2 separate regions of the Homo sapiens genome follow, and region 1 is linked to region 2. A link is a contact called in ENCODE Hi-C or POLR2A ChIA-PET data. All regions are on one chromosome and are shown on one strand. The core of a region is the stretch at or near the end of the contact, and the rest is flanking DNA. Distances in the headings are between cores, read along the strand shown.

Evidence for each region. A loop is a pair of places that touch in the nucleus more often than their neighbours do. ChIA-PET counts read pairs that join two places held with the same protein, here RNA polymerase II (POLR2A). Pooled maps may share reads with other maps.
Region 1: a map of heart right ventricle shows a loop between it and region 2 (2.8-fold over the local background). The contact joins the enhancer-like site here to the promoter of PLA2G4E in region 2. A Hi-C loop is called at or near these places in 8 of 168 maps with a recorded cell type or tissue (Caco-2, cardiac septum, gastrocnemius medialis and 5 more), 2 of 37 single-sample maps with no recorded cell type and 9 of 50 pooled maps. POLR2A ChIA-PET finds 5 or more read pairs at or near these places in 6 of 52 experiments (Caco-2, H1, MCF 10A and 3 more).

What each region holds. Positions count from the first base shown.
Region 1 is chr15:42,052,731-42,055,430 of GRCh38, reverse strand. No RefSeq gene overlaps it. Among named protein-coding and RNA genes, the nearest start is that of PLA2G4E, 33 kb to the right of the region's middle. Within about 2 kb of position 1,315, at least 7 of the 41 ENCODE cell types and tissues checked have a DNase peak (open chromatin) inside an H3K27ac peak, as active enhancers do.
Region 2 is chr15:42,019,712-42,022,411 of GRCh38, reverse strand. PLA2G4E (phospholipase A2 group IVE) reads left to right here and starts at 1,370. Exons shown (of 20, transcript NM_001395548.1): 1 at 1,370-1,477. The coding sequence starts at 1,382.

The DNA.
Region 1 (2,700 bases), core at 66-2,565, 33 kb before region 2:
TCCTGACATTTTAACCATACCATGGAAAATGCCTTTTCTTTATGTTTTCTTTTTGCAATAAAAAATAAAAACAAATAATCAGTCCTTTATCCAATGCAATGAACATTACTTTTGTGAATAACCAATGCAAAATGAAACCAACCAAAATTTCACATGATAAACTTTTAGAGAACCACATCTTAAGAATAAAAAAATTGTCCTGGCAAAAATTAGACTTGTAAAGAGATAGCGGCCACAAAGAAAAGGTAAAACCCATCATAAAGGGTATGATTTCATGGTGTGTGGAAAAGACTTGGTCCCAACGAAGATAAGCAGCAAAACTGGAAATTGCTAAGTATTATTCTATTAAAAATAATCAAGAAGATCAAGAAATTAAATTGGCTTAATTGAATTTGCTCCAGAAAATACATTTTTCTCTTTTTCTTTTCTTTAAACTTATGTATACAGCCCACTTTTACCCACCAGATTCTATTCTACTCCCTATTCTACATCTTAGGTATTTTTCATAAAACGTTTTCTAGATAAGACTTTATTAAATTAGGATACTTCTCATAAAAGCATTTAAGCTTAACAGAATGAAGTTAAAATTTCCCCAGGGATGTAAAAAAGGGAGAAGCTCAAACATATACACATCAAAGCCACACATCAGAGCCCAACATTCCAGTCCTCACTGTAGCCTTCTCAGCTTGTTCTGTTTTTCACCATTAAAAGCTGTCGTTACTGGTCAGGTGCGGTGGCTCACGCCTGTGATCCCAACACTTTGGGAGGTGCAGGCAGGCGGATCACTTGAGGTCAGGAGTTCGAGACCAGCTTGGCCAACATGGCAAAACCCCATCTCTACTAAAAATATAAAAATGTGCCTGTAATCCCAGCTACTCGGGATCCTGAGGTAGGAGAATCTCTGGCACCTGGAGGTTGCAGTGAGTTGAGATCATGCCACTGTACTCCAGCCTGGGTGACACAGTGAGACTATGTCTCCAAAAAAAAAAGAAAAAAGCTGTCATTACTTCTGCAAATCTTTCCAGGCCTTGCCTTGCTTTTCTTTCTTTCCTCTGTCTCCTCCTTCCCTCCCTCCTTTTCTCCTTTCCATTTTCCCTTAACTAAATGTGTAGGGTAATAGTGTGCCTCTAGGTTTTGGAAGCTGAGGACTTACTTAGTGAGCGTTCTATCCACCTGTAGATCTTCCATTTTAGGAATTGAATAAGAAAAAAAAACTAACAAATACAAAAAATACACATAGTCCTGTGGAGCCTATTCTAGGAGTGGCCAACTGTGGGGCCACCCAGGGCCTGGCTGGGCAGGGAAGTGGGGAATTTGGCAGGACCAGTGGCCAGGTGCCCTTGAGGGATTCCGGGCACATGGTGCTCAGTGCAAGAATGTTTGTTGGAGCTGTTATTTCAGCTGAGGTTAAAATTCTTTGTTTGGCTTTTATTTTTAATTTGTAGGAGGTGAATTTTACAGGAGACTAAGCTCAACAAGGCCTGGAGACATCCCCTAGAAACATTTTAAAAGGATAAACATTCAGATACTCCCTGACACCAATCTGGAAATGACATGAGGGCTCGTCTCTGCTCCTGCCCCTGTGCCCAAGTCTAATTTTTTTTTTGCCAGATTGCTTTTTTTATCCCCAAGATATGATTCTTTCAAAGTTTACCATGTGAAATGTGAGCTGGTGTTGGTTTTATTTTGCATTGATTATTCACAAAAGTAATTCTCACTGGAAACTGGATAAAGAACTGATAATTTGTGTTTTTTTCAATTGCACAATAAACCATCACCTATCAATATTTAGTCTAATCCAGGTCTCCCTCTCAAATTCTAAAAGTTTACCTCGAATCAGAAGTTATTCTGGGTCTTACACATAACTTTCTCTTTGACTTCAAGGAAGCTTGACTTCAGAGCCCCCTCCCCTGGCACTAAGTTCCTGAGGGTCTGCAGAGAGGGTCCCCTTTCTCACCCTGTCTGCCTGTCTATCTGTCACCATAGTTCCTGGCTTGGAGAAGTCCTGGAGTCAGACCACGGGAGAGAAAAATAACCCAAGCAACAGGAGGGTCTTCAAGGGCAGGAAGAAAGAACAGGAGAGAGGATGTCCCAAGAACAGGGAAAGGAAGCCTGGCTCCTCCCTGCCTGGGCCCCACACACAGTCTACCAGCGAAGCTGCCCTCTCTGCTCACTCTCCAGCGTGCTACCACCTCCACACTCATCCTGGCTCTCAGCCCTGGCCACCACCAGCTGCTCCAGGTCAGATCCCACTGGTCAGCTGCCTCAAAGCAGCGTCCATTCTGGGTCTCACCTGCACAGTGGGGTGGGCAGAGCTATGAGGAAGAGACCTCTTCCAGGTGCCCCCCAGATGCCCCGGACAGGGCAGAGACCTCTGAGTGGCAGTGCCTGGGCATCCTTTCACCTTGACTAAGCACAAAACACATCTACCAAAAGAAATCTTGAACGACCCCATTCTGATCTCTGTATTTATTTTTTAAATTACAATCAAGGTAAGATGTAGAAAAATGAGAATACCGAGGTACACTTGGTTATTCCACTCACTAATCCTCACTAGTTTTCCATTATAGCTTGACCTTCGTATATTTTCTTTTGTGGCTACTATTGCTTAGCAAGTCTAATTTTGTTTTTTTGTTTGTTTGTTTGTTTTTGGGTTTTTTTTTTTTTTTTGCCAGGTTGGTTTTTTATCCCCAAGATACG
Region 2 (2,700 bases), core at 121-2,620:
CACAATAAATGTAAGGCACTTGTATCATCCCAAAACCATCTCCCGCCCACCCGCGGAAAAATTAACCTCGGTGAAACCAGTCCCTGGCACTAAAAAAGGATGGGGACTACTGCTGTAAACCATGGATCTTCACAAATGTGAAGGAAGGATTGTTATCGATCCTTCTAAGATGCCCCCTCTCACCACAGGGAAACTTGGATCCCTGAGCCTCTGAGGGGTTGGATGCATCTGGCTCTCCAGCCAGACTGTCAGCAACTTCAAGCTTAGGATTTCCTCTCTCAGTAGGATGTATACAGCAGATGCTTACTAGGTACATGAACTAAATTGAATTTGTGGAGTTTACTGAGGGATGTGGTGCTGAGTCCCCATCCTTGGCAGAGGAGGGGAGGGCAGGGCAAGGAAGGAAGCCAGGAGAGCAGCAGGCTAAGGCCCCTCCACTTTCTGGAAGGCCAGGCACGTGAAGAGTTCCCACAGGTACCTCCAACCAGGTTCCATCCCTGCATTCAGGCCCAGTCTGTCCCATGTTCAGATCTCATCCTCAATTTCAAAAAAGCACTTCTATCTATGGTCCAGAAAAGCCGGTTGTGGGGCCCCAGGCAATAGCTCAGGCAGGAAACTCCCAGTGTACAGAGTCAGGCAGCAGAACAGGCAAAGCTGCCCTTGTCAGGCCCCTCAGTGAGCCACCAGGCTAGAGATAGGAATCATCTGGGCGGGGCGGGTGCATCCTCCAAGCTGTCCTGAGACCAGGCAGGGGCTGGACACGCCCTCTCTCCACCTGGCCTCCCAGGAGGGAGGACAGGGGATGGTTGCCCCAGACCCTTTCTCACGAAGTATTGGGCAATTATTTTCTTTCTTCACCCTCTAGCTTTGGGAGCACTGACCCTGGTCTCTTTGGGAGTTGTGGCCAGGGACCCCATGAAGGTCCCTGGCCACAGCTCCTGGGGTACCAAGCCATGAAACTGAAGTGGAGTTGGGAGCGACGGTCGCATCCTCCTAGAGGGGCATCTATGAGCCATGACCTCTATAAGCTGAAGAGATAGAGCTTTCCCAAATTATGGCGGGCTAGTCCTACAGTCATGTGGGTCCAGTGTCCTCTTCTTGCCACCCACTGTGCCCTTGAAGGCCTGGTCATTCTGAGTGGCTGGGGGCTACAGACTGCTGACCCCAAAGACCAGAGCCCTGCGGGTCCCTGTATTTCTATGACCTGAAGACCTGTGATTTCTTTGATATGAAGAGATCTAGGCCCATGCACCCTATCTGTCTACCCACTCAAACCACTCCCAGAGCAATCCCAGCTACTGCCAAGCTGTGGCCAGGAAGGTGGAGCTCTGAGTCAGAGTATAAGTTCCTGATCTTGCCACCCAGCTGGAGAGCTGCCGTGATGCTCCTGAGGCAGATGCACGCCAGGGTCTCCCACTCCCTGCCAGACCCATGCCAAGCAGAAGACAGCAGGCCCTCGGCCACCTGTGCCTTGAAGGTGAGGGAGGGGTGCTCAGTGGCTGGGGCCAGAGGCTGAGGGCCAGGGAGGCATGGCCAGGAAGTGAGGGGCAGGGGCAGGGAGCTGAGAGCAGGAGACGGGCCTCAGGGAGGGCTGGTAGGCATTGGACATCCCAAGGACCTGGGCTCAGGCAGCCTCATCTTAAAACCTGGGGGAGGTGGTTTATCCCAGTTGGGGCCAGGGCTCCTGCTTGGGTGGCCCTGCTGAGAGTACCCTCAAGATTTTCAAGGCATCATGAAGTGGCGTGGGGCCATCCTGGGGCCAGGCTAGCACCCAAGATAGAGAGTATGCCAGGGGGATCCACATTTGGCCTGCCCTAATGGCAAGCAGGATTTAACCCTGCAAACATCCTAAGCTTCTATGCTGTGCAAGAGTATGGTGTAGTGTATGGTGAGAATTGGTGGCATTGTCAATCTGTTGCCATCAGCCACAAAGCTGCCCACCTGGGTTTACAGTCAAGGCTCATGGGTCCATCCAACTCCTCACAGCCTCACAGGGAGACCTCTGGGTTCATGGATCAGGTTGCCAGGGCTCTAGACCAACTCTGCCTCAGTTTCCCCATCTAGGCAATAGGGAGATGACCTCAATGCTTCAATCTGCTGTAGGCTCACCTTGGGAAGAATCATTAGTTGGTTCCTCGAAGGCAGCACTTCTTCCTCATTACCTTTCCCAGGGCCACCTCCCCGGCTCAAGTTAAATCATTGAATGACATGGGTGATGCCCTGAAAGTACTTTGCCCCTTGGTGGGGGAGATGAAGACCCTGTTCAGTCTCCTAGGAGCCCAAGTCAGGGAGCTCCGTGGTGGGTGGTGGCCAATGCCCCTGCTGCCCAGCCAGGTAGACACTGCCTCCTGGGGTGTGCCCTGGTTTCCCCACAGCACTTGGGTGGCTGGAAGGGCGTCTGGCCACCTATTGTTCCTGCCAATCTTTTTGAGCCTCCAAGAGCTTGGGCCAGGAGAGGTCTTCCACAGAGGTGACAGAGTTTACCTCAAAGGGGGCAGTGAAGCAGTTAAGAGCCCGGGACCCCAAATGTGGCTTCAGGAGCCTCTCCATGAGCTGCATCTGCCCCTGTCAGGCCTGGAGGGTCCATGTTGGTGCCGGGATTTCTTGCCCTGACCACTCAACTAGCCTGGTGATAAAAAGGAAAACAGCCATGGTAGCTCCTCCCAGGTGACTCTTAGTCTGGGATGTTGCTCAGAGTGG